Linked DNA regions of Homo sapiens: region 2 is linked to region 1. A link is an interaction called in ENCODE POLR2A ChIA-PET data of the cell type or tissue named here. Cell type or tissue: PC-9. All regions are shown on one strand. Each heading gives the region's core, and the rest is flanking DNA. Links, peaks and the distances in the headings are about the cores only.

Region 1 (15,820 bases), core at 4,077-12,076:
TCAAACTTGTGTATATATATATATATATGGAAAGAAACATAGCACATATAGGGTTCATTGCTATCCGTGGTTTCCGGCATCCATGGGTGTCTTGGAAAGTATTACCTGCTGATAAGGGGGACTACAGCATTCAGTTTTTGAAAACTCATTGAGGTGTACTCTTACGTTATACAAACTTCTTTTTTTTTTTTGGAGATGGAGTTTTGCTCTTGTTGCCCAGGCTAGAGTGCAATGGTGCGATCTTGGCTCACCGCAACCTCTGCTTCCCAGGTTCAAGCGATTCTCCTGTCTCAGCCTCCCTAGTAGCTGGGATTACAGGCATGTGCCACCACGCCCGGCTAATTTTTTGTATTTTTAGTAGAGTCGGGGTTTCTCCATGTTGGTCAGGCTGGTCTCGAACTCCCGACCTCAGGTGATTTGCCTGCCTCGGCCTCCCAAAGTGCTGGGATTACAGGCATGAGCCACCGCACCCGGCCCAATATATAAACTTCTATACATATACTTCTTCAATGAAAAGCTTAACAAAATAAAAACAGAATGCTGTGTCAAATCACATTTTCCTTTTGACTTATAAAATAAGAACCTCCTCTTTTCTTTTTTTGGAAGATAAAATTTTGGCTTCAGGTTATAATAAAACCACAATTGAGATCACCTACTGTAAGCTTTGTTAAAATCCTATATATCAGAGACAGAGAGTAGATAAGTTGTTGCTTGGGGTTAGGGGTGGAGAGTGACTGCCTGTGAGTATGGGTTTTCTTTTTGGGATGATGAAAACATTCTGGAATTAGAAAGAGGTGATGATTACACAACTTTGTGAATATACTAAAATCTACACTTTAAAAGGGTAAATATTATGGTATGTGAATTATGTTCAGTTAAAAAATCAAAAAAATCACAGGAAGGAAAATAGGAAAATTATTTCAAAGCAAACTAACAAAAGAAGACATGTAAAGAGGAAGAAAGAACATCTTGTGTTCCATAGCAAACTGAGGTCAGACTAGCAGAGCAGCATCTCTGAATGCTTCACTCTCTTTCTTCTTCTTTTTTTTTTTTTTTTTTGAGATAAGGTCTTGCTGTGTCACCCAGGCTGAAGTGCAGGAGTGCGATCATGGCTCACTGTAGCCTTGACCCTCTGGGCTCAAGTGGTCCTCCCACCTCAACCTCCCCACTAGCTGGGACCACAGGCACTGCACCACTACATCCGGCTAATTAAAAAAATTTTTTTGTAGAGATAGGATCTTCCCTATGTTACCCAGGCTGGTCTCAAACTCCTGTGCTCAAGTGATCCTCCCACCTCAGCCTTGCAAAGTGCTGAGATTACAGGTGTGAGCTACTGTGCCTGGCCTTCTGAATGCTTCTTGAATCCAATTCTGTTTAACAAATATTTCCTGAATTTCTGCTTTATATAAGATGCTGAAAGGCATAGAAAAGATCTATGAAACTTTATTATTGTCCACCAGGGCCTGATCTCTTGTTGGAGACAGGTATAAGCTATCTAAAAACGGCAAAGGGTGAGGAATGCCATATTATAACAGAGTGTAAATGAAATTAATACAGGAGTTGGGGTGGCTCTGGGAGGGCATCTTAGAGGAAGTGAGGTTTGAGCAGGTCTTTAAAAGAAGGGTGGAAGTGTTTCAGAAAGGGATGTGGGCAAGAGCATTCCTGATAGTACAGGTAGCATGAGCAAAGGCATAGAAGTGGGAGAGACGTGGGGAGGAATGGGCAGTTTTTTGTAGCTGGACCATTGGATCTCTAACAATTAGATGAGGAGACTACCTAAAGCAACTCTCACTTCTAGGAAGTAGCATACAGTGTTGAAAGTGGTAGACCCAGTTGGCTTGTTGCCCACTCCATAGAACACCAAGTCTAAGGACACTGAGTTCAATCTTCAACTTTTATTTGACTTATAGTTTTTCCTATATCCCACCTTGGAAGATTCTTTAAAGTTGATTCCCAAGCTTCAGAGAATAGCTTTGGAAAGAGATGGAATTGCAATAGTTCCAACTCCTTGAAGACTGAGGAGCTCTGATTCTGCAGGATCAAAAAGAAGCAGTGTGAGCGGTAGCTATTAACACCGCTTTGGGGACCCATGTGTGTCCAGGCTTCTCCTTGTGAAGGGGAGATAAATGAGGCAGTGGGCTGGAGGCCGGCCTCCTAGAGCCTGCTGCTGTAGCCAAGACAGCTTGTTTTCCTCCTGTCACTTCTTGAGCTTTCTTGAACTTTGCTGGGTAGCACTCGTTGCTTTGGCTTCTGCATGCTGACTGTGGCAGCAGTTCCTGACTCCATAGAGCCATACCTGACTGCATCCACATCAGGATACAGGGGAGAGTAGGGTTAGGATCTTTTTGTGGCTTTAGCTCCAGTCAACAGAAGTGGTCTTTGGGCAGCTCAGTAACATTTATCCAGTTATACTTTTACAAAATATTAGGTTGGCCTCTTGAATTCTTCCCTCTTTTTGCTACTTTTTTCTGTAAAGTAGGGCTGTGTTTTTTATTCTGAAATAATTGTATTCTAGTATAGGTTGAGTATCCCTAATCTGAAAATCCAAAATTTGAAATGCTCCAAAATTTGACACTTTTTGAGTGCTGAGTTGATGCTCAAAGGAAATGCTTACTGGAGCATTTCAGGTTTTGGATTTTCGGATTTGGCATATTCAGTCAGTAAGCGTATAATGCACATATTCCAAAGCCTGAAATCTGAAACACTTCTGTTCCCAAGCATTTGGGTAAGGGATACTCGGCTTGTATTATAAGCTGCTAGGATATTTTACCCTATTCTTGTTTTGGGAACTCCATCCCAAAGAAATAAGCTGACAGATTTCTCCAAAGTGAACTAGAATTGAATCTGCTAGCTGGTGTAACACGGAATATTACACCTCCTAGACTTCTAGAAAGACTGTGGAAACAGATAATGGTAGAATTTCACTGTTGGAAAGCACCTGGGAAATCATGTTTTCTGACCCTTGTTGCTTGTTTTATATTTAATCCTCACTAAAATGTCTCCTGCCTTGGCTATGTCCATGTACTCTCTCTCAGGGTGGGGAAAGTTAGCTAATGGATTTAATTCTTCCTAACCATAGTTGCACATTAGAATTGCTTGGGGTGCTTTAAAGAGTATTGGTTCCACCCCCAGAGCAATTAAATCAGAATATCATTGAGGTTTTTGAAATTCAGAAGCTTCAGAATCTCTACTTTCTATCTGTGGACTTTGGTAAATTATTTAGCCTCTCTGTGTCTTAGTTTCTTTGTCTGTAAAAATGGATGAAATAACACGGCATAGGGTTGTTGTGAAGATTAAATGAGTTAATCCATGAAAAGCATTTAGAGTGGTGCTCAATAAATGTAGCTATTATTATTATTATTATTATTATTATTATTATTATTTTGAGATGGCGTCTCGTGCTGTTGCCCAGGCTAGAGTGCAGTGGTTAGATTCGGCTCACTGCACCCTCCACCTCCCAGGTTCAAGCAATTCTTCTGCCTCAGCCTTCCAAGTAGCTGGGACTACAGGTGGGCACCACTATGCCTGGCTAATTTTTGTACTTTTAGTAGAGACGGGGTTTCACCATATTGGTCAGGCTGGTCTTGAACTCCTCACCTCGTGATCTGCGCTCCTCTGCCTCCCAAAGTGCTGGGATTATAGGTGTGAGCCACTGTGCCTGGCTGCTATTATTGTTTTATTTTTGTTTGTTTGTTTTGTTTTTTTCTGTGACAGAGTCTCGCTCTGTCACCCAGGCTGGAGTGCAATGGCGCGATCTTAGCTCATTGCAACCTCCGCCTCCTCAGTTCAAGCGATTCTCTTGCCTCAGCCTCCTGAGTAGCTGGGATTACAATCATGCGCCACCGTGCCTGGCTAATTTTTGTAGTTTTAGTAGGGAAGGGGTTTTGCCATGTTGGCCAAGCTGGTCTCGAACTCCTGACCTCAAGTGATCCACCACCTTGGCCTTCCAAAATGCTGGGATTACAGGCATGAGCCACCACATCTGGCAATTATTTTTGAGACAAAGCCTTGCTCTGTTGCCCAGGCTGGAGTGCAGTGGCGCCATCTTGGCTCACTGCAAGCTCTGCCTCCTGGGTTCAAGCAATTCTCCTGCCTCAGCCTCCCAAGTAGCTGGGATTACAGGCGAGTGCCACCAAGCTCAGCTAATTTTGTATGTTTAGTAGAGATGAGGTTTCACCATGTTGGCCAGGCTGGTCTCGAACTGACCTCAAGTGATCCTCCTGCCTTGGCCTCCCAAAGAGGCTGGGATTACATGCATTTCTAAATGAGATTTGCCAGTATTTTGTCCAGGACTTAAAATTGGCTCAAAAATTAATGTGTACTTTTTTGGGAACTATCTTTGTATGTTTGGTTTTGGTTTCATGATTTGTATTAGCCCCATAAAGTTACATTGGGGAGTATTCTTTCTTTTACTTTTCTTGGGGAGAGCTTGACAATTTTTTTGTGGATGTTTTGTAGAATGTGCTTGGAAGTTCAACTCCACCTGTGCCTTCTTTATGGAAAGATTTTTAACTAACATATAACATTTAACTAACATAGATCATAACATTTCATTTGAAGCTCTCTAGTGGCCTCTTTCTCATCTCGAGTACAAGCCAGTGTTTGCCCTGTGTGCTGTGGGTTTTCCCCCGTGTAATGTGGCCTCCCATCACCTCACTGCCCTCATGGTCTACTCCCTGCCTCACTTGTGCCACCCACATTGTCCTCCTTGTTGTTTCTTTTTTCCCCTTTTCCTGGAACACGCTAAGGTGTGCCTGCCTCAGGGCATTTGTACTTACCCTTTCACCTGAAATGGTTTTCTCCCGGAGAGATGCTTTGTTCCCTCCCTTCTTTCAGGTCTCTGTTCAAATGTTCTCTAATCAGAAAGACAACCACTTGTTTATGTGTTCATTTGTTTGTTCATTTACTCATTTATTCGATGTCATTTCACCTTAGGGAGGAGTAAAATAGTTACCAAACACCTAATATGTGCCAGGCACTTTTCTAGATGTGTGGGGTATATCTGTGAATAAAACAGATGAAAGATCCCTGTCCTCGTGGAGTTTATCTTCTAGTAGTGGGGATGTAGAGAAAGACAATAAGCATAACAAGTAAATTTTACTAAAAGATGATATGTACTTTGGAAAAGAGAAAAAAATTGAGTAGGATGAAGAGGAATCAGGAGTACAGATGGGGGAGTTGTGGAGGAAAGGGCCAGTAGGTTGCATGATTAAATAAGGTGGTCAGGATAAACTTCATGGAGGCGAGATGTAAGGAGACTTGAGGGATGTGAGAGTGTCAAGTGGATATCTAGGAGAAAAATATTTCCGGCAGAGGGAACAGCTAGAGCAAAGACTGGGAGGTAGGAACATGCCTGGTGTTGTCAAGGGAGGGTGAGAGGGCCAGTGCAGCCTGAGTTTAGCAAGTGAGGAGGGCAGTAGGAAAGGAAACCTTGGGAACAGGAGTCAAGCTGCTTTGGGCTGGGTAGGCTCTCATAAGGACTTTGGCATTTTTTCTACGTGAAATGGGGAGCCATTGGAGGCTTTTGAGGACATGATTTGGTTTAGTTTTTAACAGGATCACACTGGCTGCTATGTGGAGATGACTGTAGGAAGTGAAGAGAACCAGGGCATCTGGTCAGGAGGATATTGTAATGATTCAGATAAGAGATGGTGGCAGTGGAGGTGGTAAAAAGTGGGTAGATACTAGATGTCTTTTTTTTTTTTTTTGAGACAGAGTCTCGCCCTGTCGTCCAGGCTGGAGTGCAGTGGTGCGTCTTGGCTCACTGCAACCTCCGCCTCCTGGGTTCAAGTGATTCTCCTGCCTCACCCTCCTGAGTAGCTAGGATTATAGGTCCTTGCCACCATGCGTGGCTAAGTTTTGTAGTTTTAGTAGAGATGGGGTTTCGCCATGTTGGCCATGTTGGTCTTGAACTCCTGACTCAGGTGATTCACCTGCCTCGGCCTCCCAAGGTGCTGGGATTACAGGTGTGAGCCACTGCTTCTGGCCTGGATGTCTTTTTTAAAAAATTATTTTTGGGTTTTTTTTTTTTTTTTTTAATTTATTTTTTTATTGATAATTCTTGGGTGTTTCTCACAGAGGGGGATTTGGCAGGGTCATGGGACAATAGTGGAGGGAAGGTCAGCAGATAAACAAGTGAACAAAGGTCTCTGGTTTTCCTAGGCAGAGGACCCTGCGGCCTTCCGCAGTGTTTGTGTCCCTGATTACTTGAGATTAGGGATTGGTGATGACTCTTAACGAGCATGCTGCCTTCAAGCATCTGTTTAACAAAGCACATCTTGCACCGCCCTTAATCCATTTAACCCTGAGTGGACACAGCACATGTTTCAGAGAGCACAGGGTTGGGGGTAAGGTCACAGATCAACAGGATCCCAAGGCAGAGGAATTTTTCTTAGTGCAGAACAAAATGAAAAGTCTCCCATGTCTTCTACTTTCTACACAGACACAGCAACCATCCGATTTCTCAATCTTTTCCCCACCTTTCCCGCCTTTCTATTCCACAAAGCCCCCATTGTCATCCTGGCCCGTTCTCAATGAGCTGTTGGGCACACCTCCCAGACGGGGTGGTGGCCGGGCAGAGGGGCTCCTCACTTCCCAGTAGGGGCGGCCGGGCAGAGGCGCCCCTCACCTCCCGGACGGGGCAGCTGGCCGGGCGGGGGGGCTGACCCCCCCCCCACCTCCCTCCCGGACGGGGCGGCTGGCCGGGCAGAGGGGCTCCTCACTTCCCAGTAGGGGCGGCCGGGCAGAGGCGCCCCTCACCTCCCGGACGGGGCGGCTGGCCGGGCGGGGGGCTGACCCCCCCACCTCCCTCCCAGACGGCACGGCTGGCCAGGCGGGGGGCTGACCCCCCCACCTCCCTCCCAGACGGCACGGCTGGCCAGGCGGGGGGCTGATCCCCCCACCTCCCTCCCGGATGGGGCGGCTGGCCGGGCGGGGGGCTGACCCCCCCACCTCCCTCCCGGTCGGCACGGCTGGCCGGGCGGGGGGCTGACCCCCCCACCTCCCTCCCGGACGGCACGGCTGGCCAGGCGGGGGGCTGACCCCCCCACCTCCCTCCCGGATGGGGCGGCTGGCCTGGCGGGGGCTGACCCCCCCCCACCTCCCTCCCGGACGGGGTGGCTGCCGGGCGGAGACGCTCCTCACTTCCCAGATGGGGTGGCTGCTGGGCGGAGAGGCTCCTCACTTCTCAGACGGGGTGGTTGCCAGGCAGAGGGTCTCCTCACTTCTCAGACGGGGCGGCCGGGCAGAGACGCTCCTCACCTCCCAGACGGGGTCTCGGCCGGGCAGAGGCGCTCCTCACATCCCAGATGGGGCGGCGGGGCAGAGGCGCTCCCCACATCTCAGACGATGGGCGGCTGGGCAGAGACGCTCCTCACTTCCTAGATGTGATGGCGGCTGGGAAGAGGCGCTCCTCACTTCCTAGATGGGATGGCGGCCGGGCGGAGACGCTCCTCACTTTCCAGACTGGGCAGCCAGGCAGAGGGGCTCCTCACATCCCAGACGATGGGCAGCCAGGCAGAGACACTCCTCACTTCCCAGACGGGGTGGCGGCCAGGCAGAGGCTGCAATCTCGGCACTTTGGGAGGCCAAGGCAGGCGGCTGCTCCTTGCCCTCGGGCCCCGCGGGGCCCGTCCGCTCCTCCAGCCGCTGCTTCCCGGGCGGCGCTCGCCGGCGCGGTGGCAAAGAAAAAAATTATTTTTGTATTAACAAAATTAAAAGTAAAAGTAGACCTGTATATACAAAGGGTAAAGTAAAATTGACCCTTTGTATATACAGTAAAATTGACCCTTTGTATATACAGGTCTATGAATTCTAACACATATATAGATTCATATAACCATTGCCACAGTCAGAATGTAGAACAGTCTGGATGTCTTTTGAAGGCATAGCTAACATGATTTGTGCATGGATTGGATGAGGGGAGTAACCCGAGTAGCTAGAAAGTTGGAAAATTATTAAAGGTATCTAGCATGTCAAACTCTTTTTTTTTTTTTTTTTTTTAAGGCAGAGCCTTACTTTGTCACCCAGGCTGGAGTGCAGTAGTGTGATCTCGGCTCACTGCAACCTCTACCTCCCAGGTTCAAGCGATTCTTCTGCCTCAGCCTCCTGAATAGCTGGGATTACAGGCTCCCACCACCGCGCCTAGCTAATTTTTGTAGTTTTAGCAGAGATGGGGTTTCACCATGTTGGACAGGCTTGTCTCGAACTCCTGACCTTAGGTGATCAGCCTGCCTCAGCCTCCCAAGTGTTGGGATTACAGGCGTGAGCCACCGCGCCTGGCCATAAAACCTGTTTTCTTAGAGGCAATCATTGCTATCACGTTTATCAGATTTTTACGTATTTTTTTCAGACATTAGCCTGCATATGTAAGGAATTTTATATTTATATATTTTCTCTTTCTGCTACCCCCTTCCCAGTTTTTTTTTTTTTTTTTTTTACACAGATGGTAGCATACCATAAACACTGTTCTGCACTTTGTTTTCCTCCCTTAGCAGTGTGTCTTGGAAATCATAGCACTTCATACCCACCTCAGAGCCTCTTCATTCTTTTTATGACTGCATAGAATTGCATTGTATGCATGTACCATAATTTATTTAACCAGTCCTAGGTTAATGGACATTTAAGTAATTTCCAAGTAGTCATTTGTACATTGTGAATATAATAAATCTGTAAGAAAATTTCTAGAACAGTTGGTGGGTCAAAGATATGTGAATTAGTAATTTTGATAGATATTGCCAAATTGCTTCCCAGTAAAGTCCTATTGGTTTATGCAACTACCAACAGTAGCATAATAATGCCAGTTTCTCCATACCCCCCCACCAATACAGTGTATCACTGTTTTTGATTGTTATGTTTAAGACTTATTTTTGCTGTGCAGGAATTTTTAGTTTTTATTTAGTGAAATTCATCAATCTTTTTCTTTTTTTCTTTCTTTTTTTTTTTAGAGACAGGGTCTTGCTCTGTCACCCAGGCTGGAGTGCAGTGGTGCAGTCATAGTTCATTGCAACCTCAATTTCCTGGGCTCAAGTGATCCTCCAGCCTCAGCCTCCTGAGTAGCTGGAACTACAGGCGTGCGCTACCACACTTGGCTAATATTTTTTGTAGAGATAAGGTCTTGCTATATTGCTGAGGCTTGTCTCTGGCCTCAAGTGATCCTCCCACCTTGGCCTCTCAAAATGTTGGGATTATAGGCATGAGCCACTGTGCCCAGCCTGTCAATTTTTTATTGTCATATTTGGAAGGGCTTTTTGACTTTATTTTTTAAAATATCTGTGTTTTCTTCTAGTGTTTTTATGGTTTCACTTTTTAAAAATGTTTAAATGTTTGATTCATCTAGAATTTGCTTTAGTATGTTTTCTTGACTTTAAACATCATAAAAAAAACTGTAGAGATTTGCTTTCACATTCTGGATTCTGGATTTTAAAGATCTAATTGTAGACCAGGTGTGGTGGCTCGTGCCTGTAGTCCCAGCACTTTGGGGGGCTGAGTTAGGGACATGGCTTGAGGCCAGAAGTTTGAGACCAGCCTGGGCAACATCGTGAGACTCCGTCTCTACAAAAAATAAAAAAAAAATTAGCTGGGCATGGTGGCATTTGTCTTTAGTCCTAGCTACTCAGGAGACTGAGGTGGGAGGATTGCTTGAGCCTAGGAGTTCAACGCTGCAGTGAGCTATGATTGCACCATTGCATTCCAGCCCAGGCCATAGACTCCATGTCTTTAAAAAAAAAAAAAGGGCCCAGTGGCTCACTTCTGTAATCCCAGCACTTTGGGAAGCTGAGGTGGGCAGATCACTTGAGGCCAGGAGTAGCCTGGCCAACATGGTGAAACCCCATCTCTACTAAAAATACAAGAATTTTCTGGTCGTGGTGGTGCATGCCTGTAATCCCAGCTACTTTGGAGGCTGAGGCATGAGAATCATTTGAACCTGGGAGGCAGAGGTTGCAGTGAGCTGAGATTGCGCCACTGCACTCCAGCCTGGGTGACAGACAGAGGCTCCTCAAAAAAAAAAAAAAAAGAAAAAGAAAATTGAATCATGATGTCAACGTAGCCATATATACTTAAGATTTGAGGTTCATTTTTAACAATAGTGTATATAAGTCCTTATTTAAAATAGTCTTGCTAATTTCAAGTTTTGCAGACAACTTGTTAAATCTAATTAGGTATTTTTTTAACTTTGTGTTTTGGTTGATATCCTAAAAGTAGAAGTGTCAGCTCCATTACTGTTTGCTTGTATTCATAGTCTTCAATCTGTGGTTTCTTTGCAAGAGTTTTGAGCCACTTGTCTATTCAATGAGGATTTAGCTTCATTAAACCGTATACTATAATCTGTAAATCCATGTAACTGTGCTCCTGTAAAGCACTGCTTTGCAATACCATTCTTTCTTAAGAGTGTCTCATAGTGTAGGTTATATAGGGACTAGTGAGCGTACTAGTGCCGATCCATGTACTAAATATTAACAAAGCTCAATTTCTTATTTATTAGATAGATAGAAAATTAATATAAATCTTTGAAGACCGCCAGTCAAGAATGAGTGAATGGTCAACTCTAAGTATTTTTTTTTTTTTTTTTGAGACGGAGTCTTGCTCTGTTGTCCAGGCTGGAGTGCAGTGGCACGATCTCAGCTCACTGCAACCTCCGCCTCCCAGGTTCAAGCAATTCTCCTGCCTCAGCCTCCCAAGTAGCTGGGATTACAGGCGTGTACCACTACACCTGGCTAATTTTTGTATTTTTAGTAGAGACAGTGTTTCACCATGTTGGTCAGGCTGGTCTTGAACTCCTGACCTCAAATGATTCACCTGCCTCAGCCTCTCAAAAGTGCTGAGATTACAGGCATGAGCCACTGTGCTGGCCTAACTCTACGTATTCTTTAGGCAGTCCCTTGATAAGTATAATACCTCTCAGCCAGGTTATTGAGTGTCAGTCAATTAGGGATTATTCTACCTGGAAATTACTTGAAGTTATGGGTATTCTGTGATGCTGAATAAGAACAAGAGGGGCCATGAGTATAACTGGGGCTAGGATTGGCATTCTTCTGTAAACATTGAGCCTTCTAACCATACTTACTTCTTGGTTATGAGATACTATGCCATAAAGGATAACTAGAGTCATTTTATCCAGCTAAAATTTTGCATATTCACCTTGACCATAAAAAGTCTCAATAAAGATGTATGATGTGTAAAACAAAATGAGGTATTATGTAGATTTAAAAAAAAATGGAATGATAAAGTTTTCAGTGAGTTTTGAACCCCCCAAAAATATGTAGAGAGTGGGGGAGATGCCTTCTGCAGGCCAGGTCTAAGTGTCTGTAGGTGTCCAGAAATGGAGTTCTGTGTTTGAGTTGTGCTGAATGAAATCTCTTCTGTCTAGAGCATCTGCAGCAGTCTTTTGGTGGTTTAATTCTTTCTGCTTTTTTCTCTACTTCCTTGTTTCCCCCCTCCAAATGGATAGAGCTTTCTGAAGTGTGTGTGTTGCATATCTTTGTGGCTATTGCACATGGTTGATCAGAAAAAATAAAATGTTTGCTGGCGTGCATATTCTCATCCTTTTGTCACAAAAGTAATACTTAACATGCATGAGTTTTGTTACTTACCAGGCTGTGCTCTAAATGAGGTGGTTGCTATTATTGTCTTCCTCTTACAGATGAAGAAATGAAGGGACAGAGACCTTAAATAACTTATTCAGGGTCTTATAGCTAGTGAGTAGCAGAGCTGGGATTTGAACCCTAGCAGTCAAGCTGGCAGCCCATTCTTATAACCACAATGAAATATTGTTTCTCAGCTCTGTAGTTGCTAGTCACCTAAGAATCACAGATGCCTAGAGGAAGAAGGATCCCCTCCCAAGCATCTTTTTATGCTTATTAATTTGGGAAATTTCCCAGACATCCCATCTTTTCTGATTTACTAAGGCTACAAGTTAGTTCTCCCAATTCATTTAGGTATTACTGTGCATAGGCTTTCCCACGCATTTTAGGTGTCACCCCGCAAGGATACTTACTGGTCCTTGTTTCCTTCATCAGCAGCATTAGAGCATTGCAGTAATCAGTTATTTTCAAGATCCATTCCAGCTCTGAGTAGCTATAAGTTCTTTGACTTCTGTTTCTTCACATTCAATTTTTCTTGTTTCAGCCTAGCATTCTCTTCCTTTTTTTTTTTTTTTTTTTGAGATGGAGTCTCGCTCTGTCTCCCAGGCTGGAGTGCAGTGGCGTGATTATTGGCTCACTGCAACCTCTGCCTCCTGGGTTCAAGCGATTCTCCTGCCTCAGCCTCCAGAGTAGCTGGGACTACAGGTGCTCACCACCACACCCAGCTAATTTTTGTATTTTTAGTAGAGACGGGGTTTCACCATATTGGCCAGGCTGGTCTCGAACTCCTGACCTTGTGATCCGCCTGCCTTGGCCTCCTAAAGTGCTGGGATTACAGCCATGAGCCACCGCACCCAGCTGCATTCCCTTCTTTTGAGATTTTGAATCTTGATTCTGCACTCATGTAGTAACAGCTGTCCCTGCCAGCATTGCACCTGCCAACATTTGCACATTTCTTAAATATCCCTAAACTAAGTTGTTCATTAAAAAACTGAATAGAGGCTGGGCGCAGTGGCTCACGCCTGCAATCCCAGCACTTTGGGAGACTGAGGTGGGCGAATCACGAGGTCAGGAGCTCGAAATCAGCCTGGCCAACACGGTGAAACCCCATCTCTACTAAAAATACAAAAAAATTTAGCCGGGCATAGTGGTGCATGCCTGTAATCCTAGGTACTCAGGAGGCTGAAGCAGGAGAATTGCTTGAACCTGGGAGGCGGAGGTTGCCATGAGGTGAGATCACGCCTCTGCCCTCCAGTCTGAATGACAGAGTGAGACTCTGTCTCAGGGAAAAAAAAAAAAAAAAAAAAAAAAAAAAAAAAAAAAAAAAAACTTGAGTAGAACAGAACCACTCCCTAAGTGTTCCGAGTATTGGTTTTTAGTTTTATTCTGTTTCAGCTATGCTTAACTAAGATTTTGTAGACTTACCCACAAAGATAAGTAACTGTTATTTTACTTACCTACCACACCCAGCTAATTTTCGTTATTATACTTCTTTTAGACCAAGAAACTAAAGCACAGCAAGGTTAAATAGCTTGTATAAGGTCACACAGCTAGTAAGAGGTAGATCCTGGATTTGAACCTAGCCAATTTGTTTTCAGAGCCTTTCTTAGGAAACAGGGCCAGAGAGACTGAATACCTTACCCTGTTAATACCTTACTGAAATGGAACTATTCATGGTGATCCTAATTTATTGACTTAACTCTAACCTTTGCTATATTTTTACCTGTCTGGACCTTAATCCTCTATGCTGTTTATTTGTCTTCATTTGTTGTTACTGCAAGTTCACATTCATATGGCAGCCATGGAATTCATACTATTATCAGTATATTGTTTCATCAATAAAAGGTGAATGTACCAACATACAAACTTCAGTGTTTTCTACTTTTATTTATTTGAATGCACTAGTAGATCCTAGATTAATCCTTTGAGGGAGAGAGCTTACCTTAAAATAATAAAAAAGTATATCCTAATAGTATATGTGAGATTCAAGTTCTGATATTTTTGAAAAATCAAATATCTTTGCAGTGGAATGAATATGGTAGAAAATGTCTAATTCTTGTTCAGTGGAGATTTGGCCTTCCTAATTAATAGTATTTACTAATACTTGTATATTCTTTGTTTCTCCTACTCTGAATTTCATTTTTTAGTTTTTCATGTATTTGCAAGTTGAAAATTGATTCAAATTAGGACTTTTATGCATTATTGTGGAATTTAATTTCACACATTATAGATTTTGAAATTTATTGTAATCTTGGCTCAGAACTATTGTTCCGAGTCGCAGTGTAATACAGTCTGCTGGTTGAATCTAATTAAGGTGTCGTATCACTTGCATGCAGTATGTATCTTTGCCTAGAATGTTCTAAAATTCCTCACTTGGGAATAACACTTTCCTCAGTTCTTGGTTTGATTGAAAAACCCAGCAATATTTGACGCACCGTATGTAACTCTTGTTTAAAAGGCAGACTTCGTTTATCTTTTGCATTTGTTGACTATTTTAACCAAAATGCTCAACTGCACTTTCTAGCATGATTACTAATGGCTTGAGTATTAATCTTATTAATGTTACCTATATTCATTTGTCATCACTGCATTCAAAGACAAGCACGAGTGTACTCCAGCTGTGGTATACAAATATTAGGGAAGTATAAATAATTTAGCAATTGAAAATTGAGTAGTTTGAAAATAAAATTGCTGCCTAACAATTACAATTTATAATTTTAAGGAAAATGAGCAAGTTGTCTCTTTATGAAATTATATTTTTACAATTACGGAGTTTACTACAGCATTATGATTATGTATTGGTGAGATGGCCTGCCTCTCTTAGAACAGTGTGAAAAACAATTTCAAGCCACTGGAATTCCCAGGATTATTTTGCTTAGTCCATAGATCTTTTCTCCCTCTCTTCACTTGGATTCTCCCACTGTTATCTGTTTCTTGCTCTCCTTTGCAAGTTAATTGTCCCTTAAATAAACAAACACAAATTCTTTAAAGAATAGCAGAAACAAGGGTCCTATCTCTGACCATTTTTTGCTCTGTAACAGTGTTTCTCAACATTAACACTATTGGCATTTGGACCACATAATTCTTTGTTGTAGGGGACTGTCATGCATTGTAGGATGTTTAGCAGCATCCATTACCTTTACCCACTAATTGCTAGGGGTAATCTCCAAGTAGTGACAATTCAGAATGTTTCCATACACTACCAGATGTCCCCTTGTAGGACAAATCATCCCCAGTTGAGCACCAGTGCCCTACAATATTGAACAAGTACTTAATCTCCCTGGCTGACAGTTGGTTTCTCCATTTGTATAATGTGGTTAATAGTCCCTGCCTACTACAGAGGGTAAAATATATGTACAAGTGTTTTGCGCATTTTAAAGCACGGTGTACAAATAAGAGATTTGGTTAAGCCTGGCAGCAGAGCTCATTTTTGGACTCTATTTTGGCCAGTATTTCAGCACAGAGAATGAAGTTGAGAATGTCAGGACATGGTAATGAGTCACAGGCCTTATGACCCACTTGTGGATGATACTCTACAGAGGTGTTCTGCCCAAATAGGGGAATTGGATGGGGACATTGCAGGAGGTGATGTGAACAGGGCTTGCCTAGACGATGTGTACCTTACCAGACAATCCTGAGATTCTGAGATAGCTGCAGTGGGGCAGTGCTCCATTGGGAAGGCCTATGACATTCCTCAGAATGCCTTTAGCCTTTCTTGCTGCACTGAGTATTTAGCACTTTTGGATACAAGGCTTTTGGCCAATGTGTCCATCTCTGGCCCTCAAAAAAGGAATACTACTTTTTGAATATTCCTATCTCCTGTTTATTTCAGATTCAATACATATTTATTGTCTCTTACATGCAAGGCAGTATGCCGAGTGCTTTCACATATATTCTGTTGGTTTATAATCCTGTAAGTGGCATTAGTTGTATCGCAGATAATAATAATGGTAGTAATAGTATCAGCAGCAGCAGTCGAAGCTAACATTTATCAAGCTCTTACTGTGTCCATGGTACTGTGCTAAATGCTTTATGTATACTAAATCATTGAACCCTAGCAAAATTTCTATGCAGTAGGTATCGTTATTATACTTCTTTTTTTTTTTTTTTTTTGAGATGGAGTCTCGCTCTGTCGCCCAGGCTGGAGTGCAGTGGCGTGATCTCGGCTCACTGTAACCTCCACCTTCCGGGTTCAAGTGATTCTTCTGCCTTAGCCTCCCAAGTAGCTGAGACTACAG
Region 2 (15,820 bases), core at 3,421-11,420, 150 kb before region 1:
GATCAGTGGCATGATCTCAGCTCACCACAACTTCCGCCTCCCAGGTTTAAGTGATTGTCGTGCCTCAGCCTCCCGAGTAGCTAGGACTACAGGCGGGCACCACCACACCTGGCTAATATTTGTATTTTTAGTAGACACGGAGTTTCACCATGTTGGCCAGGCTGGTCTCCAACTCCTGACCTCAGGTGATCTGCCTGCCTCAGTCTCCCCTGCTGGGATTACAGGTGTGAGCCACTGTACCCCGCCCTGATTTACTTTTTTTTTTTTTAAGTGAAAACAAGCTTATTAAGCAAGTGAAGGAATAAAGAATGGCTACTCCATAGGCAGAGCAGCCTGGTCAAGTGATTTAAATAGCACCTGCTTTCATTCTTTGCTTATCTTGGCCTACCCTGATCTGTTTTTCTTCTTACCACTTATCATCCTTATGGCATATTTATGCTTACTGTCTGTCTCACATCATGAGGATGTAAGCTTCATAAGAGTAGAGGTTTTACCTGCTTTTGTTCACTACTGTGTAGCCAGTATGTAGGCCTGGTACACAGTAGACACTCATTTGTTTCTTGCATGTAAGTCAGGAGAAAGGCCCCGCACATTATGAAGTAATAAACTGGCACTTTCAGTTTGATACAAGCCTTCTGTTATTTAGATAATATGAGTCTGATCACTCACAGGAATGCAGGAAAGTCTCATTTCTGGATCCATGAAATAGAATACTAGTTCTTCAATGATCTAAACGTAGGCCTTGAAAAACTCACAATTATGCCATTCTGCTGGGTGTCTCCTTGTAAATTCAAGAGCATTTCCATTCAATTTTCAATATGAACTGTTTACCTTTTGGGTAAAGCAAGGTACACTAGAAAAAAAAAATCATTTGTAATAATGCAAAGACGTGGTCACGAAGGGGGCAATGGTACTGATGAATCACACAAATACAAAGATATGTACATATTACATTTGAACAAAGGCAAGTATGTATGGTGCACTGGGATTAGGTAATTCTTCCAAATAATTGAACCATGCTTTCCAGTCTGTCTATTTAATTTCCCTAATCATCTCTCTAATCACCAAGAAGAGACTAAGCTATTTTTCTCTGCAAACTCCCTAGCTCACACTTACTCTTTTGTCCTCAGAAAAATAAGTGACCAAAAACTATTATCTTAGGCCAGGTGCGGTGGCTCACGCCTGTAATCCCAGCACTTTGGGAGGCCGAGGCGGGCGGATCACGAGGTCAGGAGATAGAGACCATCCTGGCTAACATGGTGAAACCCTGTCTCTACTAAAAATACAAAAAATTAGCCGGGCGTGGTGGCAGGCACCTGTACTCCCAGGTACTCAGGTTGAGGCAGGAGAATGGCGTGAACCCGGGAGGTGGAGATTGCAGTGAGCCTAGATCACGACACTGCACTCCAGCCTGGGCGACAGAGCAAGACTCTGTCTCAAAAAACAAACAAACAAACAAAAAACCACACAAAAAAAATTATCTTCTAATTTCTGACAAGATCAAAGCTCTGCATTATGTAGATGAAATGCAAGCCTTAATTATAATTTGAAATCATATTTAGGCCGGGCGCAGTGGCTCACGCCTGTAATCCCAGCACTTTAGGAGGCCAAGGCAGGCGGATCACAAGGTCAGGAGTTCGAGACCAGCCTGGCCAATATGGTGAAACTCTGTCACTACTAAAAATACAAAAAAAAATTAGCCAGGTGTGGTGGCGCACACCTGTAATCCCAGCTACTCAGGAGGCTGAGGCAGGAGAATTGCTTGAACCTGGGAGGCGGAGGTTGTGGTAAGCTGAGATCGCGCCACTGTACTCCAGCCTGGGTGACAGAGTGAGACTCCGTCTCAAAAAAAAAAAAAAATCATATTTGTATCAGATTATCAGTCATATATATCTACTCATGTAACCCTAAACAAACTGTGAAAACACAAATCCTGGAAACTGCAATATTCACCCAATAAATTAATATACATACACTGTATAGCTAAGAATGGAAGGAAATGGCAAAACAAGTTAAAATACAGATAAATCTAAATAACTGTGATCAATCTGGCTACATAATTGTGTGGAACATTTTTAAAAATCATTTCCAAAAATATGTAATATATAAAGATAACATAAAATTCCAGATTTGCAAAGAAAAAAGTAAAGAAAGCAAATGTACTAAAATGCTTGTTTTACAATTATGAGGACTCAAAAAGATACTATTTAGTGCTCTGCCTCTGACAGAGAATTTTAAAAGCCTTCTTAAAATCTGCATGGACCAATAACACAAAAAGATACTTAACATCATTAGCCATGGGGGGAATGCAAATCAAAACTAGAAGGAGATACCACTTCCCACCCACTAGGAGGGCTATAATCAAAAAGACAGATAACAGAGAACAAGTGTTGGCAACAATGTGGAGAAATTAGAACCCTCGTACACTGCTGGTGGGAATATAAAATGGTGTAACAACCTTAAAAAACAGCACGGCAGTTCCTCAAAAGGTTAAGCTTAGAGTTCCATTTGACCCAGTAATTCTACTCCTACATAGGGGTGGGTTCGTGTTTACACAAGAGAAATAAAAATATATGTCCATGTAAAAACTTGTACACAAGTGTTCATAGCAGCATTCTTTTTTTCTTTTTTTTCTTTCAAGATGGAGTTTCGCTCTTGTTGCCCAGGCTGGAGTGCAATGGCACAATCTCGGCTCACTGCAACTTCCACTACCCAGGTTCAAGCGATTCTCCTGCCTTAGCCTCCCGACTAACTGGGATTACAGGCATACGCCACCACGCCTGGCTGATTTTATATTTTTATAGAGACAGGGTTTCTCCATGTTGGTCAGGCTGGTCTCGAACTCCTGACCTCAGGTGATCCGCCTGCCTTGGCGTCCCAAAGTGCTGAGATTACAGGCATCAGCCACTATACCCGGCCCATAGCAGCATTATTCATAATCATCCAAAATAGGATGCAATCCATATGTGCATTAACTGATGAATGGGTAAAGTATGATACACCTATACAACTAATATTTACCTACAAAAAGTAACAAAGTGCTGGCCGGGCGCGGTGGCTCACGCCTGTAATCCCAGCACTTTGGGAGGCCGAGGCGGGTGGATCACGAGGTCAGGAGATCGGGACCATCCTGGCTAACACGGTGAAACCCCGTCTCTACTAAAAATACAAAAAAAATTAGCCGGGCATGGTGGCAGGCACCTGTAGTCCCAGCTACTCAGGAGGCTGAGGCAGGAGAATGGTGTGAACCCAGGAGGCGGAGCTTGCAGTGAGCCGAGATCGGGCCACTGCACTTGAGCCTGGGCAACAGTGCGAGACTCTGTCTCGTGAAAAAGTAAAAAAAAGTAACAAAGTGCTGATACATGTCACAACATAGATGAACCTGAAAATACTATCTATTCTAAGTGGAAGAAGCCAGTACTGTTCATAAAAGTGCAAATTGTATGATTCCATTTATATAAAAGGTCCAGAACAGGCTAATCTACAGAGACAGAAAGTAGATAGCTGTTGCCTAGGACTGAGATGGGAGGAAATGGAGAGTGACTGCCAATGAGTGGAGGATTTCTTTTCAGGGAGATGAAAATGCTCTGGTATTAGATAGTGGTACTGGTTACACAACTGTGAATACACCAAAACCCACTTAATTGTATACTTTATTTGGGTAAATTGTATATGTAAATTTATATTTCGATAAAGCTGTTAAGAATGAGGTAGCAGGCACAATGGGAGGCTCATAAAGCGTAGTTTTAGTATTTTATTTCTTGACCTGCTTGGTAGTTACACACGTGGGTTCACACTATGATGATTCATTGAGCTGCAAACTTACAAGATATGAATGTTTCTATACGTATTTCGTATGTCAAACAAATGTTTCAAAAAATAAATTTATAAATACTGACTTGGAAAGAGACCCAACATTATTATAAAGTGGGAAAAAAGCAAGTTTCAGAACAATATATATACTATGGTCCCACTTTTTGTAAATTTATACACAACACTACATGAATATACACATATCCAATCCTCACTGACCTCTGCAGGATTCAAATAAAGGAACTTTTATTTTCTCTAATATACATTTCTATAACATTTTAAATTTTGCCATGTATATTTTTGTAATCAGAAGACAATAATGTCTACTTATAAAAAAATTTGAAAAGGCATAAAGACAGCCAGTTGCGGTGGCTCACACCTGTAATCACAGCACTTTGGGAGGCTGAGGCAGGCAGTTTCACCTAAGGTTAGGAGTTTGAGACCAGCCTGGTCAACATGGCGAAACCCCGTCTCTACTAAAAATACAAAAATTAGCCAGGCGTGGTGGCACGCGCCTGTAATCCCTGCTACTCAGGAGGCTGAGGCAGGAGAATCATTTGAACCCAGGAGGTGGAGGTTGCAGTGAGCCGAGATCACACAATTGCACTGCAGCCTGGGCGACACAGCGAGACTCCGTCTCAAAAAAAAAAACAACTGCAACTAATCTGATTGCTATTACATATATATATATATAATATATATATATACACACACACACACATATACACACACATACATATATGGGTAACAGTAATAGTGAAATTATCTTTTCCAACTATTTAAAATTATGAAAAAAATTAGATGTCTACTTAAAATTTTTCAAGATTTTCAGAGTATATATTCAAAATACTTTGAATATCACTAATTAAGGAGAGTAATTATGCAGCAAGAGAAAACAGCCCAGTGCAAGGAGGCTGCAGCTCTGAGCTATGGGGCCTGAGAGAAGAGCCTAGCCCTCTGTGGGCCTGTTTCCTCAATATGACAATAAGGAGGTCAGATTATGATTCTGCTGCTCTCTGCTTCAAGAGTCACTAACTGGGTGGGTCAGGCCATTTGGGATATAACATCACTACCAATAATAACACCATTAGCAGCAATAATAAAACCCACTATAGCTTTTTCAACAATTAATGTACACTTCCATGCATCATCTCTATACACAAATGCCTGCGCCTCTCACACAGGTAATTTGTGGACACACACCAAAATGGTACCTGTTACCACCTCTGGGATTATAGTGGGGAGAGGAATAAGAATGGAGGGTCCATCAGTCAGGTCCCAAAAGTAAAGAGATGGCAAATACAAATCAGAATAATCTGAGAAGGGTTTGTTTATAAAAGAAATAATTACAAAGTAGGGGAATAGAGGCTACAGAAACCATGGGGATGGAACAGAAATCAGGACTAGTAAAGGCAGAACAAGGCTGAGCAACAGTGGCTCACACCTGTAATCCCAGCACTTTGGGATGCCAAGGTGGGAAGACTGAGTGAGCTCAGGAGTTCAAGACTAGTCTAGGAAACACAGCAAGATTCCACCTCTACAAAAAATGTTTAGAAACTAGCCAGTTGTGGTGGCGCACGCCTGTTGTCCCTACTCAAGAGGCTGAGGTGGGAAGACTGCTTGGGCCCAGAAGCTCAAGGCTGCAGTGGGCCATGATCGCACCACTGTACTCCAGCCTGCTGGGCAGAGCAATGTTCTGTCTTAAAAAAAAAAAAAAAAAGGCAGAACAAGTATTGCTTCTAGAAGTGCCAAAGAAGATAGGAGACAGAGATTACCAGAACGCAGAATCCAGGTATATAATACATGCTACCCTGAGAGGTGAAGGGATAAATATTCTGACCTCCTTCTCTGGCCCTTCAATCCAGAGGGCCTAAGAGTTCTTTATCTGGGGCAAAGAGCCAGGTAGAAAAGAGTAGAGGATGGATCTGGAGAGGTAAAGAAAAGATATCCAGCCCAGATTTCTTTTAACTTTTTATAAAATTAAATACATGAGCCTGGCGTGGTGGCTCACGCCTATAATCTCAGCACTTTGGGAGGCCGAGGCAGGTGGATCACTTGAGGTTAGGAGTTTGACACCAGCCTGACCAACATAGGGAAACCCCGTCTCTATTAAAAATACAAAAATTAGCCAGGTGTGGTGGCGGGTGCCTGTAATCCCAGCTACTCGGGAGGCCGAGGCATGAGAATTGCTTGAACCTGGGAGGCAGAGGTTGCAGTGAGCCGAGATCATGCCACTGCACTCCAGCCTGAGCAACAAGAGCAAAACTCTGTCTCAAAAAATAAAAAAAAATTAGGCCAGGCACAGTGGTTCACACCTGTAATCCCAACACTTTGGGAGGCTGAGGCGGGTGGATCACAAGGTCAGGAGTTCAAGACCAGCCTGACCAATACGGTGAAACCCTGTCTCTATTAAAAATACAAAAATTAGCTGGGCATGGTGGCAGGTGCCTGTAGTCCCAGCTACTCAGGAGGCTGAGGCAGAAGAATTGCTTGAACCCAGGAGGCGGAGCTTGCAGTGAGCTGAGATCGCACCACTGGACTCTGGCCTGGGCGACAGAGCAAGAGTCCATCTCAAAAAAGTAAAACCTTACACAGAAACCTGAAGTCCCACCCTCCATAATCCTGGATCCTTCTCTCCAGAAGTAATCATCTTTGTTATCAGTTAGGTGGGGTTTACTGTTGGCCCTTTCTATATAGAGAGAGAGACATATCACAGTAAAATACAGAGAAGTGTTTTATGGAGTGCTATTCATTTAACATGAATGGTATTACTCTACTACTTTGTTCAATCTTTTTTTTCCCCCACTATTTTCAGTTCAGTTAGAAAATAATGTTCAAGGGCCAGGCACAGTGGCTCACACCTATAATCCCAGCACTTTGGGAGGCTGAGGTGGGCGAATCACCTGAGGTCGGGAGTTTGAGACCAGCCTGACCAACATGGAGAAACCCCATCTCTACTAAAAATACAAAAAATTAGCCAGGCGTGGTGGCATATGCCTGCAATCCCAGCTACTCGGGAGGCTGAGGCAGGAGAATTGCTTGAACCCGGGAGGTGGAGGTTGTGGTGAGCCAAGATGGCGCCATTGCACTCCAGCCTGGGCAACAAGAGCAAAACTCCATCTCAATAAAAAATAAAAAATATATATAATGTTCAAAGCCTGGTGCGGTGGCTCACACCTGTAATCTCAGCACTTTGGGAGGCCAAGGCAGGTGGATCACTTGAGCCCAGGAGTTTGAGACCAGCCTGGCCAACATGGCGAAAACCCGTCTCTACTACAAAATACAAAAAATTAGCCGGGAGTAGTGGCACCCACCTGTAGTCCCAGCTACTTGGGAGGCTGTGGAGGGAGGGTCACTGGAGCCTGGGGAGATCGAGACTGCAGTGAGCCAGGATCATGCCACTGCACTCTAGCCTGAGTGACAGAGTGAAACCCTGTCTCAAAACAAAAACAAAGAAAAAGGAAATAATGCTCAAGAAGCCAGGATGAGATGGATGGGCTTGATTCTCCTCGGTTGTTTCTACTCCACCACAGTGGCTCTCAGAACACACCCTGCCCTTCATGTGCATTAGCATCACCTAGGAACCTGTTTAAAATGAAATCTGCAGGCCCCACCCAGTGAGGTGAATCAAAAGCACTGGTGGGGGTGTCCAGCTTTTAAAGTCTAAGAACCACTACTCTACCTCCTGGTACTCAAAACTTTCTTCACCATCACCTGATGCCTTGCCAGAAATCGGCATTTTAACAAGATCCCCCTGGTCTACCTCAGGGCCACAAACCATAAGCCCCAATCCATAATGCTTCGCACCCATCCACACAGTGTCTGAGTGGTTTCTGGGAATGGGAAGTAGGGGAGGCCCACTGAAAGAGCAGTGGTTTTTCTCTCTTTGAATATGAATCTATCACTTACCAATCCTGTGGGAAAAACAGCACTGCATGCCCTAGTTAGACAAGAGTATGTTGTGTGTGTGACAGAAAGCACACAACTACCATTAAACTGCCATGGAAATTTATTCCGCTTAGATGTCACTGTTATGTTATAAGCTATTTTTCTTTTAAAATAAGGGAATTTCAATTTTAACCCCAGGCATAATAAAATTAACAAGATTGTCTAACCTTTGTTTGTATTGCTAATATTGTAGCAGGAATCTGTCACCTTAAAACAAACCAACCAAGGGGATATACCTTACCTTCTCTGCTCGAACAAGGACACCTTCACCAACATCTAGCCCCCACTTCCATGCAGCAGCCCCCATCTCCATACAGCATGGAGGAAGGAAAACTATTTCCAGTATTCCACCTTTAACTTCCTGCTGCCTCCCTCAAAGACTCATAGATTTTATTTCAAAATCTGAACCCGAAGGCCCCTAACTCCATCTCTCCCTTTGCTTCTCTCTCATTTTCCTCCACTGAGACTTCTCTGGTCTGTGGTACTGCAAACATGTCGGCTCTTCCAGCAAATCTACAGGTGAACTACGTACATATTTATGCCTAAGAATTGTACTGTCTCACTGCTCATTCCAGCTTGACTCAGCCTAACACAACGATGTGCTTTTTTAAGGCACTTCCAGTTTCACTTCTAGCTCCTACCAGGCTTCCGCCCCGCCCCAATGCAACATAGCCCCCTCAGTTTCCCAGACCCAGGAAGTAGCAAGGTCAATTCTGTGAGGCCCATATCCAATTTGACTTGCCTCTCTCTTCTTAAAGCAATCTTGGAATTAAAATTTCTAAAGCCCCCTTTCAATTTAATAACTTTTCTTCCATAGAAACAAGAGGTTTTAATCAAGCCTTAAAAATAAATTTGAGCCTTGTGTTTTTAATCACATAGCATTGGGAAAAATAATATAACTATTCTACCAAATTTCAAAAGGAAACATGTTTACATCTCAAATGTGCTACAAAAAGATCCTGGTATGGTAAAACTAGTTTGATTTCGACTCCCACCCCAACCTTTTTTAAACTTCTCCAACACAGTTCCAGAATAACTTGTCAAAATCACTTCTGAAGCGGTAATCCCAGCTACTCCAGAGACTGAAGTGATCGCCTGAGCCCAGGAGTTCCAGGCCAGCCTGGGCAAAATAGTGACTCTTATCTCAAAATAACAAAACAAAACTCACCCTGTCAATTAGACTCAAAAGATGTATAGTACTAACTAAACATTCCAGAGTCAAATTGTAACTTCAGTTTTTATCTCAACACAGAATTTATGAGTTGCACATAAATTTACTTTACTTCTTTTTAGAAATGGAGTCTTGCTATGTTGCCTGGGATGGTCTCAAACATCTGGCCTCAAGTCATCCTCCCACCTCAGCCTCCCAAGTAGCTGGGATTACAGGTGAGCCACCGCATCCAATTTACAAATTCACTTTAAAAAGTCAAATCTTTTCACTTCTTGCTTTGCTTCTTGGATTTGTTTGGGGAAGAGGAATGTTTCTTTTTTTTAGCAAATAATGGTAGCTTTTACTTGAAGCTTTAAAATATCAATTTTAAAAAAACAATTTTAAAATAACAATTTGTTTTCAACTATATATGCAGTTTTAATAAAAATATTAGATAATTCGATTACAAGAGTTCTTGACTTACATTCCTGCCATTAGCAAAGACAGTCAACAATGTCTTAAGAGCCACCAAACATATCAATCTCTAGATATGGTCTAAACCTAAGGTTATTTTAAAAACTAAGAACAGTGAGTGTGTAGAAACTCTTCAATTATCTGGATTAATCAGCTTTTATCCTGCCTGTATAGAATCAATGTCTTCCTCCTATGAATTCCACAGTTTAGTAATTATGAAAGGCAGAGAATTCATTTTTCCTTCCTAGGTATCCATAAACCAAGCTTCTCTAACCCATAGCCCAGGATGGCTTTCAATGCAGCCCAACACAAATTCATAAATTTCTTCAAGTGTATTTCATGTGTGGTCCAAGACAATTCTTTCAACATGGCCCAGAGAAGACAAAAGATTGGACATCCCTGGCCAGCAGTTAGCAGCACTCAAAGAAAAAACAGGCCTTATTCCAAAAGTTCATATAATCTGGCTTTGACCTTAGAAGCCCATTTTGCCATAGATCATTTTCTAAATGGTACGTTCCCAGGATGGCCCACCAATACCTATTAAGCCCACAATACAGATGAGATACTGAACTACCAAGCCCAGCCAAGAAGTTTTTCTTCATCTGTTTAAGTGCCCAAACAAGCACTCAGTTAAGATCTAATGTTGAGAATCACAGAGCATGGGATCTTTTCTAAGAAGTAACTTAAATATGCCTGATTTATAGAGAATCCAGGGCTGGGTACGGTGGCTCATATCTGTAATCCCAGCACTCTGAGAGACCGAGGTGGGTGGATCACCTGAGGTCAGGAGGTGGGTGGATCACCTGAGGTCAGGAGTTCAGGACCAGCCTGGCCAAGATGCTAAAACTCTGTCTCTACTAATAATACAAAAATTAGCCAGGCGTAGTGGCACATGCCTTTAATCCCAGCTACTCGGGAGGCTGAGGCAGGAGAATCACTTGAACCCAGGAGGCGGAAGCTGCAGTGAGCCAAGATCACGCCATTGCACTCCAGCCTGGGTGACAAGCGCGAAACTCCATCTCCAAAAAATAAATAAACACAATAAATAAAAAAATAAAGAGAATCCAGTGCTGGGCACAGTTGGGGGTGCCTATAGTTCCAGCTACTCAGGAGGCTGAGGCAGGAGGATCACTTGAACCCAGGAGTTCAAGTCCAGCCTGGACAACATAGTGAGACCCCATTTGTAAAAATAAATAGCTGGGCGTGGCAGCTCATGCCTATAATCCCAACACTTTGGGAGGCCAAGGCAGGCGGATCACCTGAGGTCAGGAGTTCAAGACCAGCCTGGCTAACATGGTAAAATCTCGTTTCTACTAAAATACAAAAAATTAGCCAGGCATGGTGGTGCGCACCTGTAATCCCAGCTACTTGGGAGGCTGAGGCAGGAGAATTGCTTGAACCTGAGAGGTGGAGGTTGCAGTGAGCCAAGATTGCACCACTGCACACCAGCTCGGGCAACAAGAGCGAAACTCCGTCTCAAAAAAGATATTAAATAAATAAATAAATAAGTGTACCACTCTGATGTACCACTCTGATGCAGGTACTCCTACTCCTGATGTGACCAAGTAATGAATGATTTAAAAACTCAATTTTTGTCCAGGCGCGGTGGCTCACACCTATAATCCCAGCACTTTGGGAGGCTGAGGCAGGTGGATCACAAGGTCAGGAGTTCAAGACCAGCCTGGCCAAGATGGTGAAACCCCGTCTCTACTAAAAATACAAAAAAATTAGCCGGGCGTGGTGGCAGGCACCTGTAATCCCAGCTACTCAGGAGGCTGAGGCAGAGAATTGCTTGAACCTGGGAGGCGGACGTTGCAGCGAGCTGAGATCATGCCACTGCACTCCAGCCTGGGCAATAGAGCAAGACTCCATCTCGGGAAAAAAAAAAAAAAAAACCCTCAATTTTTAAAACCCTAGCACAGACCGGGCGCGGTGGCTCACACCTCTAATCCCAGCACTTTGGGAGGCCAAGGCGGGCGGATCACGAGGTCAGGAGATTGAGACCATCCTGGCTAACACGGTGAAACCCCATCTCTACTACAAATACAAAAAATTAGCCGGGCGTGGTGGCGGGCGCCTGTAGTCCCAGCTACTCGGGAGGCTAAGGCAGGAGAATGGCGAGAACCTGGGAGGCGGAGCTTGCAGTGAGCCAAGATCACGCCACTGCACTCCAGCCTGGGCGACAGAGCAAGACTCCGTCTCAAAAAAAAGAAACCCTAGCATAGTAATTCAGAACTTAAAAAACAAAGTTATTTCTCAGGAGAGACAAAGGCAAAACAAAAGACTGCAAATTCTCTTCATCAGCTAAAATAGTGATCAACTTTGCTTATATTCAGTCTTTTGTTATCAAAACTACTTGCTGTGTTTTCGGAGGCTATCTGTAAAGTAAGATGCAGTAAAGCATGACGGCTAAAAATACAGATTCTGGAATTAGACTACCTGGGTTCATATCCCAGGTAACACTCCTAATAGCTGTATCATCTCCAGCGAGTTGTTTAACCTGTGTGCTCCAGTTTCATCTGTACAATAAGTATAATATGAGTCCCTTAGGGGACTGCAGTGAGGATTAAATGAATTAATCCACATAAAATACTTAGAATAGAACCTTAAATAATAAGCACACAATAAGTGACCACTATTATCTAGATATTTAAAAATAGGTAGAATTTAGAAAAGGAACTGAAGGGAAAAGAGGCATTATAGGCTGAAGTAACAATCAAAGGAACAGAGGTAGAAAAATCACACACAGGGCCGGGCGCGGTGCCTCACGCCTGTAATCCCAGCACTTTGGGAGGCCGAGGCAGGCGGATCACCTGAGGTCGGGAGTTCAAAACCAGCCTGGCCAACATGGTGAAACCCCATGTCTACTAAAAATAAAAAAATTAGCTGGGCATGGTTGTGTGCACTTGTCGTCCGAGCTACCCACTCAGGAGGCTAAGGCAGGAGAATTGCTTGAACCCAGGAGGTGGAGGTTGCAGTGAGCAGAGAGAGCACCATTTCACTCCAGCCTGGGCAATAGAGTGAGACTCTGCCTCAAAAAAAAAAAAAAAAAAATCTTATTACTATTAATGCAATTGTGATGTTTTTGCAATCCCAAAAATGCATTTGTTCTGCTAACACTGTCATGATCTATCATTGAACTGATGCATATCTGAATTATCTCTGAAATCCTCACTGTGTCTAGTACATAGTAAGCATTCAACAAATGTTTACCAAATTATTATTAATATTAGTAATTATTAATCATTATCTTTTTGTGTGTGTGTAAGACAGAGTCTCCCTCTGTCACCCAGGCTGGAGTGGAGTGGCATCATCTCAGCTCCTGCAACCTCCATCTCCTGGGTTCAAGCAATTCTCCTGCCTCAGCCTCCCAAGGAGCTGGGATTACAGGCGCCCACCACCACACCTGGCTAAGTTTTTGTATTTTTAGTAGAGGCAGGTTTTCACCATGTTGGCCAGGCTGGTCTCGAACTCCTGACCTCAGATGATCCGCCACCTTGGCCTCCCAAAGTGCCGGGATTACAGGCGTGAGCCACCATGACCGGCCTCAAATCATTATTTTTTAGTGGCCAACAGAGAGCAGTAAAATAGAGACAGGGGTTAATTCCCTAAAGAAATATAAACTAGCCGGGTGCGGTGGCTCACGCCTGTAATCCCAGCACTTTGGGAGGCCGAGGCAGGCGGATCACACGGTCAGGAGTTCGAGACCAACCTGGCCAATATGGGGAAAGCCCATCTCTACTAAAAATACAAAAATTAGCTAGGCATGGTGGCTGTAGTCCCAGCTACTCTGGAGGCTGAAGCAGGACAATTGCTTGAACCCAGGAGGTGGAAGTTGCAGTAGGCCGAGATAATGCCACTGTACTCCAGCCTGGGTGACAGAGCGGGACTCTGTTTCCAAAAAAAAAAAAAAAAAGAAAGAAATATAAATTATAAATGAGGCAAATAACCTAGATAATAGTTTACAATTAAGCTAAAATAAGTCATTGCTAATCAACATACTTAACTAAAACAGGTTTTTGTTTTGTTTTTGAGACTGAGTCTCGCTCAGCCACCCAGGCTAGAGTGCAGTGGCGTGATCTCGACTCACTGCAACCATGGTCTCCCGGGTTCAAATGAGTCTCCCGTCTCCCCCATAACTAGGATTACAGGCACCCGCCATCATGCCTGGCTAATTTTTGTATTTTAGTAGAGACGGGGTTTCCCCTTGGCCAAGCTGGTCTTGAACTGACCTCAGGTGATCCGCCCGCCTCAGCCTCCCAAAGTGCTAGGATTATAGGCATGAGCCACCCCACCCAGCCAAACCTTGTGTATTTTATTAAAGTCTCATAAAATGTAGCTGTCAAATTGGTACAGCCTTTTCAAAGGATTATTTGGGCAATATCTTTTTAATGGACTATCGGGCAATCTTTTTTTTTTTTTTTTTTTTTGAGATGGAGTTTAGCTCTTGTTGCCCAGGCTGGAGCGCGATGGCATGGTCTTGGCTCACTGCAACCTCCGCCTCCTGGGTTCCAGTGATTCTCCTGCCTCAGCCTCCCAAGTAGCTGGGATTACAGGCGCCCACCACCATGCCCGGCTAACTTTTTTTTGTATTTTTAGTAGAAACCGGATTTCACCATGTTGGCCAGGCTGGTCTCGAACTCCTGACCTCAGGTGATCCACCCACTCTGGCCTCCCAAAGTCCTGGGATTATAGCTGTTTCCTAATCCAGGACAAAATTATGCTGGCGGGTAAGAATAAAGGTCTAACTCCTAACTTGACTCCAAGTAATTAGAGGAAAGGACAGCTTACAGTAGCCATAGGTTTCCATGGAGTACACACTATCTACCTGTACACCATAGACGTAAATGCTAATTACAGCAACAAAAAGGGCCACCCTTATCCTGAGAATGGACTCCTGAAGTTTACAGTCTTAAAGTCTAAAGATTATTGGCCAGGCGCGATGGATCACGCCTGTAATCCCAGCACTTTGGGGGGCTGAGGCAGGTGGATCACAAGGTCAGGAGTTCAAGACCAGCCTGGTCAAGATGGTGAAACCCCATCTCTACTAAAAATACAAAAAAATTAGCCGGGCGTGGTGGTGGGCGCCTGTAATTCCAGCCACTCGGGAGGCTGAGGCAGAGAACTGCTTGAACCTGGGAGGCAGAGGTTGCAGTGAGCCAAGATCACACCACTGCACTCCAGCCTGGGTGACAGAGCAAGACTCGTCTGGAAAAAAAAAAAAAAAGATTACCTTGCAATCAACTCTTTGGTGCATTTCTTACAAAATACAACAACAAAACAGGCTGGGCATGGTCACTCATGCCTATAATCCCAGCACTTTAGGAGGCCAAGGTGGGAGGATCACTTGAGCCCAGGAGTTCGAGACCAGCCTAGGCAACATTGTGAAACCTCCATGTCACAAAAAAGTTTAAAAGGTTAGTGTAGTTGGCCGGGTACTGTGGCTCACACCTGTAATCCCAACACTTTGGGAGGCTGAGGCAGGCGGATCACGAGGTCAGGAGATCGAGACCAACCTGGCTAACATGGTGAAACCCCCATCCCTACTAAAAAATACAAAAAATTAGCCGGGCGTGGTGGGGGGCGCCTGTAGTCCCAGCTACAGGGAGGCTGAGGCAGGAGAATGGCGTGAACCTGGGAGGTGGAGCTTGCAGTGAGCTGAGATCGCACCACCGCACTCCAGCCTGGGCGACAGAGGGAGACTCTGTCTCAAAAAAAAAAAAAAAGAAAGAAAAAAGGATAGCGTAGTTGTCACACTCATTGTCCCAGCTACTCAGGAGGCTGAGGTGGAAGGACTGCTTGAGCCTGGGAGATGGAAGCTGCAGTGAGCTATGATTACCACTGCCACTGCACTCCAGAGTGGGCAACAAAGCAAGACCTTGTCTCAAAAAACAAAAAACAAACAAACAGAAAACAGCAGTTTGAGATACCAAGTAATACAGTAATAATTAACATATTAAGAAGAAAATTTTCACTAAAAGATTGCCAACAAGACTTCTTAGAAGCACATCATGACGTAGAATGGTTGATATAAGTGTTTATTACCAGGCGTGGTAGCTCACGCCTGTAATCCCAGCACTTTGGGAGGCTGAGACCATTCTGGCTAACATGGTGAAACCCCATCTCTACTAAAAATACAAAAAATTACCCGGGCGTGGTAGCGGGCATCTGTAGTCCCAGCTACTCGGGAGGCTGAGGCAGGAGAATGGCGTGAACCTGGGAGGCGGAGCTTGCAGTGAGCCGAGATCACGCCACTGCACTCCAGCCTGGGGGAGAGAGCGAGACTCCGTCTCAAAAAAAAAAAAAAAAAAAAGAGAGCGTTTATTAAGCATACATCCCCAGATAAACTGATTTTTTTTCTGGTAGCAATAGGGAGAAATCACTTCGCAAAAATGTAAGTATTTAAAAAAAAAAAAAAAAAGATTGGCCGGGCAC

Evidence for each region. Peaks named below come from ENCODE experiments on the same cell type or tissue, not always from the same donor. Only the 100,000 strongest peaks of a DNase experiment are listed, where the experiment ranks them.
Region 2: POLR2A ChIA-PET joins it to region 1 with 11 read pairs; 5 of 35 experiments call an interaction of 5 or more read pairs at or near these places.

What each region holds. Positions count from the first base shown.
Region 1 is chr9:36,608,407-36,624,226 of GRCh38, forward strand. All of the region lies in intron 8 of MELK (maternal embryonic leucine zipper kinase), which reads left to right. Among named protein-coding and RNA genes, the nearest start is that of MELK, 43 kb to the left of the region's middle. In PC-9, for the core only: no CTCF peak of the experiment used is centred there; no DNase peak of the experiment used is centred there.
Region 2 is chr9:36,462,726-36,478,545 of GRCh38, forward strand. It overlaps a transcript of RNF38 not described here. Among named protein-coding and RNA genes, the nearest start is that of RNF38, 70 kb to the left of the region's middle. In PC-9, for the core only: no CTCF peak of the experiment used is centred there; no DNase peak of the experiment used is centred there; H3K4me3 peaks cover 663 bases; H3K27ac peaks cover 876 bases.